Linked DNA regions of Homo sapiens: region 1 is linked to region 2. Evidence: chromatin loops called from intact Hi-C (ENCODE). Cell type or tissue: B cell. All regions are shown on one strand.

Region 1 (8,000 bases), 99 kb after region 2:
CTCTTTTTTACCTTAGTATCTAGTTACAGAATGGTTGAATGACAAAGCAGAGAAGCAAGAGTGCCCTGTTGAGTGCCCTTTACGTATCACAACGGATCCAACTGTACTGGCAACGACCCTAAACATGTTACCAGGTCTTATCCATTCCCCGTTAATTTGCACCACCCCCAAACACTACATTCGCTTTGGCTCACCCTTTATCCCTGAGAGACGTCGAAGGCCCCTTCTGCCTGATGGCACATTCAGCTCCTGTAAGAAGGTATGTCTGTGTTTTTGTGTGTGTGTTGTGTTTATGTGTGTGTGCTTTATTTTTTTAAGCCTAAGATTCCTATCATCATGACATAAATAAAATGTTCTCTAGATAGCCACTCTGCCCATGTGAGTTTATAATGAGTTAGTTGTTCAGCCATAAATACTGATTCATCAAGAGTCTGTGAGACTGTGGTGGAATGAATGTACTGCATTTTTAGTGCTCAGATTTGTGACTGGTCACTGATGTCTCTTCTGAGAACCCTTGAGGTTCCTGAGTGAGAGCACACAGCAGTGGATGACTGGGTAGAGACGGATATGTTTTGTGTGTGCTCTTGTGATATGGGTTAACATGTCCATTTATGATTATTGTGTGAGATTAGGCCCTGGGTCCTCTAGAACACTGTTGCATAAATGAAAAAAATTAAATTGTTTTGAATCAATTCAACCGTTATTATCCACTATCATCACTTGAAGGAAATTAGAGGAAAAATCCTATTGTAATTGGCATAATTCCTGTTCCTTGATCAAATGACAAGTCGGACTGTTTATTCCAAGAGAATACAGAATCTACCCTAAAAGACTCTCTTTCCCTCTCTGTTTCTGCCTCTTTCTCCTCTTTCCAGTTACTTACTGTTTTTGGATCTAGTGGCAGTAGCGTTTGGTGGTGTTTTTGGAATGCTCTTTCTTAATTCCCAGAAGCCCTGCATATTTTCCAAAGGTGTCTCTTAGGAATAGATCACTCCCTCAGATCTATGATGTCGTTTTCCATGTTTCTAGAAGTATAGGACACCCTTTCATTTGGTCTTCCTTTGAGGTAGAGTCTGTTCCCTGGAACACCCTTTTCTCTTATCCTCAGATCTGGATTCAGGCTGCCTTCCTCAGTGTCTGCCATTGCCCTCCTCCACTGGCATCACGTACATGAGGATGCTGCATGTAGATTATTTGATGTGATGAAGTCTCCAACTCCAGGCAGGTCTTCCCTGACTCCTCCAAACTTAAAAGCTTTTCTCTTTCCCCAAAGAACAGAAGTTATTTCTCCGGGGGAGGGGGGCATGAAAGATGAGCCAAAGTGGTGTGGGATATGGAGGGGAGGAGGGCAATAGGAATCTGCAAAAAGGAAGGACACTACTGCTGAATGAGCAGCACATTGCAGAAAGTCTTTTCCTAATTGCACATCTTACCTAAACATTGGAATCACTCATTGGTTTGTTCGGGGAAACGCTCGTAGAATTCCTAAAGAGAAATTTGACCATTTCTAAGGATGTTAACTGTTGAAGCATCTTATCAAGCCAGGTCGTACAATCTCCTATTTTGGTCCTTTAAGGAGTGTAGGCAATTATTTATTACAGATAAGTAATGAAGTCTGAGCTGCAAATAATATGAACTAGGCTCTTGAATTGAAATTCCTTCTTGATAATTCTAATGCTGGGTTGCAGTCTTTCTGTTTCCATCTTTTCCAACTAGCAGAGACTTAACGAAAACCAAAAACGTGTCTAGGACTGTAACTTCAGATCTGGTAGAAAATGCATTTCTTTAAGCTTTTTTAACTTGGTTCTGCTTTTATACTTGTATCTATAGCACATCCTTAAATTTCTACGGGCAACAGATAGAAATTCCATTTAACACAAGTCCCTGTTATATTCTCCAAGTGTATCTGACTATCCTTAATCTCATTTATACAGGCTCTACTCAAGCACTTTTATCTATGTGTCATGGTTAGTCTTTAGGAAGAGTTTAGGCTGCATACACAGGATTATCATAACAAGACTATTTAAATAGGATCTTTAAAAACTGTTTAAGTCATTGCTTTATTGTGTGCTGTTCACATATCAAGATTCTATTTTTTAAAATACAGCTTTTTATGAGGCAAAATAAAATGAAATGGAATGTTTTAGCTAGAATAGAATTTGGCTTTATAGCAGTGAAGAAGAGTTCTTCTTCTAATATTGGTCTTCTTCTAATATCTCCTAATATTGGTTAGAAAGGACTTACCTAATGCAGAACCTAAGAACATTTTCATTATTCAACAAAATTGTAATAAAATTCTGAAAATCCCTCAGAGTATAAGTTAATCAGATAGATAAGAAAACCCTCCATGGGATTATTTAGAACAATGTATATTTCTAATAGGCTCACTGTTTCATATCTCACTAAAGAGGTAAGGGCCTGGCCTTGTAAGTTAAAAACTTACCAGTATAGGACAAATTAAAGTTGTATCTGTATAGTTGTACTCAGATTCTTATGCTATTTATTTTTATTTTTATCATTATTATTCTGCAACTTCTGAAAAGAAGAGGAGTTCAGGTATTTGACAGAACATTTTATGATATCCCTAGAGTTTCTAAATTGAATCATAGTTTTTAAGAAGCATTTTGCATTTTTTAGTTCCTCAGTTGGTATTTTAAAAACATTTATAAGTGGCCAACAAGGCTCTCAGTAGTGTTTCACCTTGTTCTCTCTAAACTCCTCTTCTAAACACAATGTGTATAGGGCATTTGGTCTCCAGACTTCTTAGAAAAACCAGTCTGACTGATAATGAAACAGTGTGCTTTGCATTGATAATTAATATTTCATTTTATACACTGGAGCATTATCTGTAAATCTCCAAACATAGCATTGAAATTTAGTTGAACCGGGACTCGGTGAAAATCTGCTCAGTGTTCAGTACTGTACTATAAGCTTTCTTCACATACATTATCTCACTTACCATGCATGAAATTGGGATCATTGTCCTAAATTTATATATCCAGAAGCTTTGTCTCAGAAATGTTTGGTAACTTGTCCAAAGTGAAGCAGCTAATAAGTGACACAGCCAGATTTCTTCTGGTGGGGGATAGTAGGGGTTCACAGGGTCTCACTGTTGTCCAGGCTGGAGTGCAGTGGCATCATCACAGGCTCACTGCAGCCTTGACCTCCTGGGCTCAAATGGTCCTCCTACCTCAACCTCTCGTGTAGCTGGGACCACAGGCACACCACCACGCCTGGCTAATATTCATATTTTTTGTAGCGACAGGGTTTTGCTGTGTTTCCTAGGCTGATCTCAAACTCCTGAGTGCAAGGAGTCTGCCCACCTTGGCCTCACATTCTGCTGGGATTACAGATACGAGCTACTGAGCCCAGCCTCACAGCCAAGTGTCAAGCCAGGGCTTCTGGACTCCAAAACCTGTATTGCTTCCTTGCTCTTTCGCCATAATAGCGAGACCTTTAAAATATTTATCCATCTTTGAGCCTCCCAGAAAACTCCTTTGCAATATATTTTAATAGAGGTTCAGAGAAGGGAGAAATGTTCTTTTGATTTTAACAACTTGCTGAGTAGGTGCATCTAAAATTAACTTATTATCCATGAGGTTAATTGTATCTTGTTAGATACAAACAAATGTCCATGTTCCTTTTTTATATGAGTCCTGAAATATTGTAAAATTATACAACAGAACCTGGAGGAGTAGGTTTGATTGTATTTGCTGTGTTTCACCTCATAGCTAACCATGGTAGCATCTTTCTTCTAGAATACTCCTGTTCTGATTTTATGTTCCCTTTTTGTAGTCATCAGATCCAGAATGTAAATTATTTTACAAGTACATCTACTAGACCCTGGAAATATTAAAAAATTACTCAGATAGGAAAGCTTAGTGACCCCAAATGAGTGTTTTCTGCTTTGAAAAGAAAAACTTAAAGGTGGCCATAACAAAAGATTTTTCACTCCTGAGCCTAATTTTTCCATTTATAAAATGAGTGCTTTGGACAAGATGACTTCTAAGTTCTCTTCTAAGCTTTAAGGCTATATGTATGGTTCTGACAATTCATCTTTACATCATTATTCTGTATCTAAGATAGTTCATTCTTCGGATTTTTTATTTTGTTTTTGTGTTTGCTTTTCAGAGACCTGGTTGTATCCTAAAATGTTTACGTGATTCAAATTACCATTGAGAGCTCTTTTTTATATCCTTGTTCACTCTTCCTTCCAAGTGTTTACAGGTTTACAGTTTCAGTTTTGCTTTCATTTGGCCAGCCACAATGACATTTGTATGATGTAAGATTTTTTTTTTTTTTTTTTTTTTTTTGGTAAAATTTTTGTGGATTGTTTCCTAGGTTTCTAAGAGGGAAAATCTATGAGAATTGCTCTCTGGTGAAGAGAGTATTTACTTACCTGTAATACATGTTCTCTAAAGGTATAAATTATAATAATTCACCTTTGCTCTTCCTATTGGGGGAGGGTCTTACTCAGAAATTGATGTTTATCAAAATTCGATCTGTCTTATGTCAGGGCAGGAGAGCCACAGAGTGGTGAGCAACCTACAACTGTATATCTTAAGAGAACACAATTACAGGTAAGAAATTTTCTGTCTTCCACAGGATACATAATCTTATTATCCTAATCTTTGCAGGTTTACTATCTGGCCTAAATTTATTTCTTGTCAGTTTATTATTCTAATCTTTACTACCAAAAACTTGTGACTGATAGGTCTTCTTTTTGACTTTTTCCCTTTTTTTTGATTTCTACTGAAGCTCATTTCGTGATTTGCATTACTCATGCATAATTTAACCAAACTACTTGTTGGAGGGGGGAGTCCCATAGGTTATTTCATTTGAAATAAACCTTTTGGAAACGCTTTTGGTACCTGTAGTGAAGAGCTATTAATCCTCATCCAAAATCTTCCAATGAATCTTTTTTATTACCTCTTCACACGTCTCTAGCACGGGGCAGACAACTTTTAAGAGATCTTTATCTTCCTTCTAGGCGCTTATTTTATATATTAGTTTTATTCTATACGATCACAGTCTCTCCTAAATAAATGTTAAGATTTCTTCCTCAGTCTTGCCATTTTACACCATCCCAAATGGTATGAAAAGTTGAATAGCAGTCATTTTTTATTGGTTTTTGTCTTTTGATGGGATCTCATTATATGTAATCCAGATTTCCTCAAGTTTTTCAGTTAAAAGGAATTGATAGGACAATGTTCCAATATGCTGAGACACAAGACAATAAAATGCTTGACTGTGTAACTGAATTAGTGTGTTGAATTGTATCACTCACCAGTTGATGTACATTTAAAACAGGTGCACTAAATAGTTTTAGATAATTATTGATAATTCTCTGGTTCTTTTCAATTATAGCGCTGGATAAAACAAGCCTTAGAAGAAGGGATGACTCAAACATCATCTGTACCCCAAGAGACTAGAACTCAGCACCTATACCAAAGCAATGAGAATAGTAGCTCTTCTAGTATCTGCAAAGACAATGCAGGTACGTATCTAAAACCTTTCTGATTATATGACCAATGATTGTTTCAGGTCTGCATAAAAAATTTAAGTATGAGTATTTCTGATACAAAAAGAAATGGCGTGTTTTCTAAATAGTTACTTTACATCTGTCTTTACAGAGGAAGAGAGAGATCTCAAGTCAGGGATCAGTTTTCCCAGGACGACAAAGAAGGACTAGACAGTGTACAGATAACAGCAGAAATGGTTATAAAAAAGGTTAGATACATTTAAAGTAGTAAGTTTAGGAAATTTATATTCATATTTATAAGATGGGGCAAGGGCAAGAAAGTGGTGGAACACTAATATTCAGGAAAGAATTAAAATTCTGAGTGATTAAGTTGGGTGGGACATGGTTGAGGGAGCAGGGGATGAATGAAATAAGTGAAAAATTATTATCAATTGATTGTTTTCAAAGGGGCTTGTATAATTAGCATACAATTTTTAAAAGAACAGCCGGGCGCTGTGGCTCGCACCTGTAATCCCAGCACTTTGGGAAGCCAAGGTGGGTGGATCACCTGAGGTCAGGAGTTCGAGACCAACGTGGCCAACATGGTGAAACCCTGTCTCTACCAAAAATGCAAAAATTAGCTGGGTGTGGTGGCAGGTGCCTGTAATCCCTCCCTAAACAGGAGGCTGAGGCAGTGGAGAATCACTTGAACCCGGGAGGTGGAGGTTACAGTGAGCCAAGATCACGCCACTGCACTCCAGCCTGGGCGACAAGAATGAAACTCCGTCTCAAAAAAAAAAAAAAAAAAAAAAAAAAAACAAATTTTTTAAGACAGCTTTAAATCTAAAGTCTTTGTGCATTTTTAAACTAGATGTCAATGAAAAATCATCTGTTCCATTGGTTTTGACAGTGACTTGCAAAGGATGTAATTGAAAGCACTTGTGATATCTTAATGTATTTTGTGACAATCTTTTTACCAGTTTCTCCTGCAAATATCAGCTTAATTGAAAAGTTCTTTGTGATTTTCATAACTTTTCTCTAAATCAGTTTTTTAAATATTAGACAATCAAAATACCAAAGTAAATTAGATGCTAAAGCAACCTTTCAGGTTGCAACAAACAGAATATTTCACATTTTCATAAAAAACCCACTTCATTGTTCCTGTTTACCAACTTGCTGAATAAATGTAATGAACTTGAATTTAATTAGATAAATTTTTAGTAGCAGATATTGCAACTAAAATCAGAACTTTTCTTAAAGTTCTTACTTCATTTGGATTTTACTTCTTTTTAGATTTTATTTCAGAAAACGTGAATTGCCTTTTTTTCTTTTTTTCTTTTTTTTTTTTTTTTTTTTTTGAAATGGAGAATCAAGCGATTCTCCCTGCCTCAGCCTCCCGAGTAACTGGGATTACAGGCGCCCGCCACCTCACCCGGCAAATTTTTATATTTTGAGTAGAGACGGGGTTTCACCATGTTGGCCAGGCTAGTCTCGAACTCCTGACCTCAGGAGATCCGCCCACCTCGGCTTCCCAAAGTGCTGGGATTACAGGCATGAGCCACCATGCCTGGCTGTGAATTGCCATTTTTTAAATTATGGATTTAGTTTATTCTTTTGTCTCTAGATTAGATTATACCTCATAAGTTACCACCTATATACCTCAGGATAATAAAATTCCAGTTATCTGAAAGATAAATTATACTGTTTATTTAAAATATTTTCTTCTAGTATTCACCAAAAATTAGGGATATTTAGTCAAATATGAATAGTATAAAGAAATCTTGGTACCAGATTTCCATTTGTATTATTTCTTTTTTAACAGCTTTTAAGGTGTTAGTAAGAATATAACTTAGCTGAAATAGACTATCATGTTTGTGTATCTATCTGGTGTGTGTGTTAATGCATGTGTATAGTTAAGGTTGGGAACAGGAGATTGCATAGCAGTTCACATCCTGACTAGCAAAGGATTATAGGAAAAGTGTCTTTGTTATCACATGCCCTGGTTGGAAGGAAATTAGGATTCCTAGTCACCAGCCTTTTTTGTTATTGTTGAGCTTCTGCCCTAGTCTAACAGTGAGAAACACTCACAGGACACACCTTGCCCTTAAAAAGCAATGTAGGAAAATATTTGATTTTAAAAATCAAGCAGCAGTCAAATGCGCAAGTTATATTGCTACAAAATTAGCATAAATTCTGAGGAATTACTTTTATTTGTTGGCTCTCTTTTGTTTTTTTCAAGAATACCAAAGAGACATTAAGAAAGGGGAAAGGATTTCTATAATAGAAAAAATCAAACAGACCTTTACTTGAAAACCAGCTGTCCCCTTTACTAACTATATGATGTTACTAGAAGTCTCTGAGGCTAGGCGTTGGTGGCTCACACCTGTAATCCCAGCACTTTGGGAGGCCAAGGTGGGCGGATCATCTGAGGTCAGGAGTTCAAGACCAGCCTGGCCAACATGGTGAAACCCTGTCTCTACTAAAAATACAAAAATTAGCTGGGCCTGGTCACGTACCTGTAATCCCAGCTATTTGGGAG
Region 2 (8,000 bases):
TCCCTGCCCATCGCGTCCCCCTGCCCCTCCCTCCTGCACATGTCACACTGACCACATCTGTAGGCATCTTGAGCTGTAGCTGCAGATGGGCACCAGTGGCTCCCATTTTCATTTTAGCCATTTTGTCTCCTGCACCCACTCCCTTCATACAATCTAGTCAGAACAGCACTTCTAGGGCAAGGCTTCTCAGCCCAAGCTGTGGAAAGCTCCTCTTGTCCAACAGAGTTTAAAGGTAGTGACCTGGGTTTTCACAAGTGCTTTGTTTACTAAGGATTTGTGGGGAGGAACCATGCCAAGCCATGACCAATGAAGCAAGACAGCCTGTTAAGCCACTGCCTGGGGGCTCTATTCATTCCAGTGGAAGATGAATATAACCTCTATGGTGATATGACAACTGTTTCTTCCCTGACCCCAGAGAAGCTGGCTCCAGAAGGTTGGGATCAATCCTGAATTTAGTTTATGTGTTACATTTATTTTATTTTTTTAAAAAGGTATAGTATATATAAATAATACAAAACAATAATCCTTCTGGGATTTCTCGTGGCAGTTGAAATAGTCCCACATGTGGTCATCAGAAAATAAGCCATTCCTCATACCAACATGGAATAAGCTCCTTGACCTCTGAGGGTTAGAAGTACTTCCTGCTGTGTGTTTTGGAATCCCTCCCCCACCTTGTTTCGTGACAATGAAATGCCTCTTGGTCTTGTCCAAGTGTGTCTCTCTCTGACTGATTTCTGAATCATGTTCTAGTTGCTTGGCCCTGACACATGGGCCCAGTGTTCATTTGAGCATAGCAGTACTAAATCCTTTTTCCTGATCTGTACAATAAAGGAGTGATCTGTAAAAAAAAAAAGACAAATGTGAATAATTTCATTTATTATAGTCCTGAGTTGCCATAGGTTATATTTATTGAGTGCCATCTACTCTATGTCAGACACTGTCCTAAGTGCTTTACGTGCACAATTTAATTCAGTCAACACATATTCACTGCACACCTTGTGTGTGCCAGGCACTTTTCTAAGCAAAGAATATTTTTGTAGAGAACAAAACAGATGAAAATCTCCTTCTTGGAGCTTACATTTCAGTAGGGAAGGTCTTATTTAATCATCACAACAAAGAAAAGAGATAGGAAAGGCAAGGAGAGAGGGAAAGGATATGTATGGACAGAAAAAGATAATTTAGGGAGGGGAATGCAAAGGAGAAGAAGGTTAGAGTAAAGCATCATCTTCAGGGCTTTGAGATGCTGGATGAAATGGATAAGTCCCTGTCCATGCCTCAGACTCTTCAACATGATGGCTAGGAGGGTCCCAGTACAATGGGTTTAGTGAAAAGTCTGAGTTGTAACTATGTTTGAAGAAATATGCTTCCACATTATTTCAAATGTAGATGGTAATTTGAGGTGCTAACAAAGTCTTTCTGAATAGACTTTCTGAATAGTCTTTCTGTTTTAATAAAGAGATCAGACACATCTGTAATAAGCAGTGTTCACTTGCACATGTAACTCTTCTTTCTTCCAGCTACTCTGGTGAAAGGGAAAAAAAATCAGTGGCCTAATGATGAGCCAGCTAGCTGGCTGAATTTCTCACCAGCACCAACCATAATATTAATAGATACCATTAACTGAGAACTTATTATTTGCTACATAACAAACTACCCCAAAACTTAGTAGTTTACCACAGTGATTTATTATTTCTTGTCATCCCGGGGGTTGGCAGGTGAGTTCTGGGCTCACCTAGGCTTGCTCATGTGACTGTAGTCAGATGGTGGGCTCTGCTAGGATGCTGGCTCCCTCATGCCTCTTTTTTCATGTGGTCTTTCAACATGCAAGAGTTCAGGCTGGGCTTCTTTACATAGAGGCAAGAGCAGTCCAAGAGAGGAAAAAAGGAGGCTCTTGCAACCTAGACTTGGAATTAGCCAGTGACACATCTGCCACATTCTAGGGGGTCAAAGTAAATCATAAACCCAGCCGAGATACCACCTTTTCTAGAAAGCAATAGTGGTACTTATAACCATGAGAAGAATTGTTGAAAAACCTTTGTAGGCAATCTACTTCATTTGCCATGTGCCAGAAATTTTACCTTATCTCAGTGAAACTTCCCAGCAATTTATGAGATAGTCACCATTGTATCCCTATTTTCCAGTCAAAGAAAATGTTCCTGAAAGGCTAAATATCCTTTTGCAAGTTGGTGGAAGATCTAGGACCAATCTTAATCGCGTTAGAGTTCCAATTCACAAGCATCCTTCAATAAGGGATCCCAATTCACAAGCATCCCTCAATAAGGTCAGTAGAGTTAGAGGGATTGAACCCCATATTCCCTCCTCCCTGAGGGAAGAAGAAGAGCCTGGAACAGTCATGTGCTGCGTAACAAAGTTTTAGTGAATGCATGGACCGCATATACAAAAGTGGTCCCATAAGATTATAATACTCTATTTTTCCTGTACCTTTTTTATGTTTAGATACACATATACTTACCATTGTGTTACAATTGCCTACAGTATCCAATACAGTAACATACTGTCAGGTTTGTAGCCTAGGAGCAACAGGCTGTATCAAACAGCCTAGGTGTTGTCAAATTATACCCCCAGTTAACAGACAAAATGGATTCTCTGTGGCTCAAAAGTAAAAACAGACCCAAGGGGCCATGGAAGGGTGAGGGAGCAGTCAAGCTCTTCGTGTCCTTAGAGAATGCTGCAAAACCTGTTTTTCTGCAACCAAGTCAAAGAAGAGTTCCTGGAAACAACGGCAGCTGGGAATTCCCCAGTTGACCACCACAAGACCACCTCCTGCCAACAGACAACCTGGAACCAGCCAATTAAGAGAGACTGGTGATTTGGGGCTTTAAGGCCATCTAATCGACACTCTGTTTCTGACTCCCCTGATTACCCTCCCCTGTCCTGCAGTTTTTGCCTTTATAATCTCTAACTTTCCACCCTGCTTAGAGCCCACTTCTGTTTTACACCTGAAGCTGCATTTCCCCAATCTGCAGATTGTTTTTTACAGAAAATAAAACTCTCCCCTTTTCCTCCACAGATGTTATGGACATTTTTTTTTTTTTTTTTTTTGAGATGGAGTCTCACTCTGTCACCCAGGCTGAAGCACAGTGGCACGATCTCAGCTCACTGCTGCCTCCACCTCCCAGCTTCAAGTGATTCTCCTGCCTCAGCCTCCTGAGTTGCTGGGATTACAGGCACGCATCACTACGCCTGGCTAATTTTTGTATTATTAGTAGAGATAGGGTTTCACCATGTTGACCAGGCTGGTCTCAAACTCCTGACCTCAGGTGATCCACCCACCTCGGCCTCCCAAAGTGCTGGGATTACTGGCGTGAGCCACCATGCCTGGCCTCATGGTCTTTTGTTAACAGTGTGTAGCTGGCTATGGGTTCACACAATGACAAAATCACCTAACAGCACATTTCTCGGATCATATCCCCTTCTTTTAGCAATGCATGTCTGTAGTTAAGAGCTCTGCAGCTGGGGTCAGGCCACCTTGGTGTGCGTTTGAATCTTGGCTCTAAGTCTCATCAACTCTGTGACTTTAGGCCAGTTAGTTAGCCTCAATTTCATCACCTGTATAACACGGCTAATAAGAATATCTACCCCCATAGACTATTATGTGATATACAGGTAAAACTCTGCCTCAACTGAGTATGTGCTCTGTAAATGCTGATTTCTGTTGTTGTTCCCTGAGTGTCCTGATTGGTTTACCATGAATCAAGCAGTACTACAGTCCCAAGGCCACAGTCTCTAGGGCTGTTGTTGATGCTGAGCCTATGTGGCTTTATCATCATTGTCCCTGCTGATCTTGCTGGTGATTCTGCTTTGCCTTTGGCACCGTGTTGCTGCTGCAGTGACCACTGCTGAGGGATCCTGTCCCTTTCTTTGCTCATTTGTTGCACTTCCTGCTTCCTGCAGCTGCCCCTTTGTGCAGGAGACCTGATGGCTATCCATGTTTACCTACAACATTCTCCCTTGTCAGTGCTCTTTTCGTTCCTCTGATATCACACAGGGAGGAGAGAATGGAAGTTTCCCAGATTCAGGACATTCGCTGTATTTGACTCCTATACTAACTCAATTTGTGTTTTCTGTGCTTTGCAAAAGCAGTGTTTCAGCAGGAGGAACCACTAGGTGGCAGGGGTGCTGCATTCCCCAGCTCATGACCTTCTTCCAGTAATCTCAGTTATAAGGATACAGTTCCTTTCCAAACGAATGAGCTGCTTTTAAATCAACTTACTTATCAACATGAAATTCAAGGAGAAGAATAAATTTCATATACATTCTCTTGAAAATTTACTGTGATGGCACTAAGTCCACCAACAAGCTCTCACAGGGGTTATGTTACTAAAGCGGTTTTATAGCCCTTGGCTTGAAAGGGCACGGGAAAAGTAAATAAGCCTCTGCTTGCTTAGAGCACAGCCAAAGCTGATTGTATTTCCCTCTAGTTGTTAACACCTGACAGGACAAAGGTCCTTCGGGTTAAAGGTTCATGGACTCCTAGGCTATTATTTCATTAATAAGATTATATTAATAGATACATCTCTTATCTCTCAATGAGGTCCCAAAAGGTTTTCTTGGGGGAGATGGAATTTCAGTAGTGTACTGAATGAAAAGCAGGTGTAGGGGCATCCTTCTTTCAATTACATCCCCACAGGAATCCAACTGGCCAAGTGGGATCTTCTTTTAACAAAATAGATTGGGGAGTACAAGGAAGGGAGGAGAGGTAAAGGCCAGGAGTGCCAATGAAACCCTTGTCTCACAGTGCGGGGGATCAAGAGATGCTGTGCATAACTGACAGAACAAGAAGATGTTTAATACTAATATATCCCTTACACTTAAAAGGTAAATTTAATGTAGAGGAACAAACTACATTGGGTTGTAGCTATAATGGCAGAAGAAGGAAGGGGGCGACAGGATGGTGGTAATGTTAATAGGCTAAACTTCAAGTACCATAACAAAGTCCGCAGATAATAGCAAAAATTGAAAAAGCAAGAAATGGCACTACAAACGTGTCTTTTAGAGCCATGAAGGTAATCACCATAGAAACGAAAAGCAGAAGTGGCTAACAGTCCTTGCCTCTCTCTGCAGGAGAGGAAGAAGGTGGGCAAGGGAGTGGCTGTGCTATCTGACTTTCTACCCAGGACCTTGTTTTACTTTAAGAATAGGCAAGGAGGCCGGGCGCGGTGGCTCATGCCTGTAATCCCAGCACTTTGGGAGGCCGAGGCGGGTGGATCACGAGGTTAGGAGATCGAAACCATCCTGGCTAACACGGTGAAACCCGGTCTCTACTAAAAAACACAAAAAAAATTAGCCGGACATGGTGGCAGGCGCCTGTACTCCCAGCTACTGAGGAGGCTGAGGCAGAAGAATGGTGTGAACCCGGGAGGCGGAGCTTGCAGTGAGCCGAGATTGCGCCACTGCACTCCAGCCGGGGTGACAGAGCGAGACTCCATCTCAAAAAAAAAAAAAAAAAAAAGAATAGGCAAGGATAGGAAGACATTAAGGTAAAAAAGATATCCAGGTTTGTGGGAACAAGCACCACTGAGCTCCTCCTCATTTGTGTCACTATATCTGATATGAATCATCACACTTAATCATATGCTTGTTTACTCTTTAGTTTAATATAACCACTACTTCCAGTTAGAAAGAAATGAGTGGCTTCAATTTCTACATGTAATGTTACCTGTCTCAAACTGGCATTTTCTAGCAAGATCCATTTTAGTCAATATTTTCCAAGGAGGTCATCTGGTTCTTTCTGATATAAACGAACATACCATTTTTCTTTGTAATAAACCAGAACCATAAAGAGCATATGTGCCCACTTGTACTTACTTTGTGACAGTTTAGCCTCGTTCTTGGCCATGCATCTGTCAGCAGGACATGGTTACTCTAAACCAGCAAATCTGCTAAGTCTGACCCTCAAACTTCCTCTCCTTTCTTTTCAAACCCAAATCTAAAACACCAGCAATGACAGCCCATCCTTCAAAACACCCCAGAATTTGACAGTTCTCACCACACCCACCCCTAATATCCTAGTTTGAGATATCATCATCTCTCACTTGGACCAATGAAATCACCTAGTAACTGCTTCCATTCCTGCTCCCTAACATTGTCCAGGCAGCAGCCAGAGTGATTGTCTGTTTGTTCGTTTGTTTTGGTCAGGCACGGTGATAATTTGTGAGACACTGACTTCTACGATGTATCCATCCCATCTCTCTTCCACCTCTATCCTGCTCACTCCTCTGCAGCCTCACTGGCCACCTGGCTATTCCTAGGCCCTGCTGAATATGCTGAGGCCTTCTGCCTGGGATGCTCCCCTCCTGGCTATCTAAATAGCTTGCTCTGTTGTTTCATTCAGGGTCTACTTTGTCACCTTATCAAAGAGGCTTTACCTGACCACCTGACATACAATAGACATATTCCTCCACCTCTCCAGCACCGTCCACCAACCACCTTGCTTAATTTTTCTCCCTAATGCTTATTACCACAGAAATGTGATGTATATATTTTCTGTATTATCTGTTTCTTCCATTAGAACACAAGTAATTTATAAAGTAAAGACATTTATTTCTCACATTTCTGGAGGCTGGAAAGTCCAATGTCAAGGTGCTGGCATCTGGTGAGGGCCTTCTTGCTATGTCACCCCACGGCAGAAGGCAGAAGGGAAAGAGAACACACATGAGAGGGAGAAGGGAGCAAAACTCATCCTTTTATCTGGAATCCACTCCTGCAATAATTAACCTACTTCCATGATAACAGCATTAATTCATTCATCTAGGTAGAGCCCTCATGATCTAATCACAGCTTAAAGATCCCACTTCTCAACACTGTTCCAATGGGGCTTAAGTTTCAAACACATGAACTTTGGTGGCACACATTCAAACCACAGTAACATACTACCGGTGAACAACATGGGATAGAGAGATATTTCCTGAACCGTGAGACCTGTTTATGGGACTTTTTTTTCTTTTTTTTTTTTTTTTTTTGAGACAGGATCTCACTGTCACCCAGGCTGGAATACCATGGCACGATCTTGGCTCACTGCAACCTCCACCTCCCAGGCTCAAGCAATCCTCCCACCTCACCCTCCTAAGTAGCTGGGACCACAGGTATGCACTATCATGGCCAGCTAATTTTTTTTTTTTTTTTTTTTTTTTTTTTTTTTGAGACAGAGTCCCGCTCTATCGCCCAGGCTGGAGTGCAGTGGCGCAAACTGGGCTCACTGAAAGTGCTGCCTCCCGGGTTCATGCCATCCTCCTGCCTCAGCCTCCTGCGTAGCTGGGACTACAGGCGCCCGCCACCACATCCGGCTAATTTTTTTGTATTTTTAGTAGAGATGGGGTTTCACCGTGTTAGCCAGGATGGTCTCGATCTCCTGACCTCGTGATCCGCCCGCCTCAGCCTCCCACAGTGCTAGGATTACAGGCGTGAGCCACCACGCTCAGCCAATTTTTGTATTTTTTGTAGAGATGAGGTTTTGCCATGTTGCCCAGGTTGGTCTCAAACTCCTGAGCTCAAGCAACCCACCTGCCTCGGCCTCCTAAAGTGCTGGGATTACAGCCATGAGCCACTGTGCCCAGCCTGGGACATGATTTTAGATAGTACAAAGATAGGCATTAAATAACACCAAATCAGGTCAAGAGAATATTTTCTTTTGATGACTTAATCTCTCTCATTATGTCAAGAAAATCTCATTATTGCTAGTTTGTCTCTAATATTTGTAATTTGTATTTTTTTATATTATTTTATTTTGGGGGGTGGGTGTGGTGGCTCATGCCTGTAATTCCAGCACTTTGCAAGGCCAAGGCAGGCAGATCACTTGAGCTCAGGAGTTCAAGACCAGCCTGGGCAACATGGCAAAACCCCATCTCTACTAAAAGTACAAAAATTAGCCAAGCATGGTGGTGTGAGCCAGAGGCTGAGGTGGGAGAGTCGCTTGAGCCTGGGAGCCAGAGGCTGCAGTGAGCTGAGATCGCACCACTGCACTCCAGCCTGGGCAACAG

Evidence for each region. Hi-C counts contacts between places; a loop is a spot of excess contacts. Peaks named below come from ENCODE experiments on the same cell type or tissue, not always from the same donor. Only the 100,000 strongest peaks of a DNase experiment are listed, where the experiment ranks them.
Region 1: a loop joins it to region 2, with 4 times the contacts of the local background. A loop is called at or near these places in 7 of 110 quality-filtered maps.

What each region holds. Positions count from the first base shown.
Region 1 is chr3:9,448,372-9,456,371 of GRCh38, forward strand. It overlaps SETD5 (SET domain containing 5), which reads left to right. Exons shown (of 23, transcript NM_001080517.3): 16 at 17-259; 17 at 5,368-5,497. Among named protein-coding and RNA genes, the nearest start is that of SETD5, 55 kb to the left of the region's middle. In B cell, no CTCF peak of the experiment used is centred here; no DNase peak of the experiment used is centred here; H3K27ac peaks cover 1,199 bases.
Region 2 is chr3:9,349,229-9,357,228 of GRCh38, forward strand. It overlaps a transcript of SRGAP3 not described here and the pseudogene PGAM1P4. Among named protein-coding and RNA genes, the nearest start is that of THUMPD3, 9.8 kb to the right of the region's middle. In B cell, CTCF peaks have their summits at 4,118 (motif pointing right) and 4,321; DNase peaks (open chromatin) are centred at 4,133 and 5,053; H3K27ac peaks cover 2,189 bases.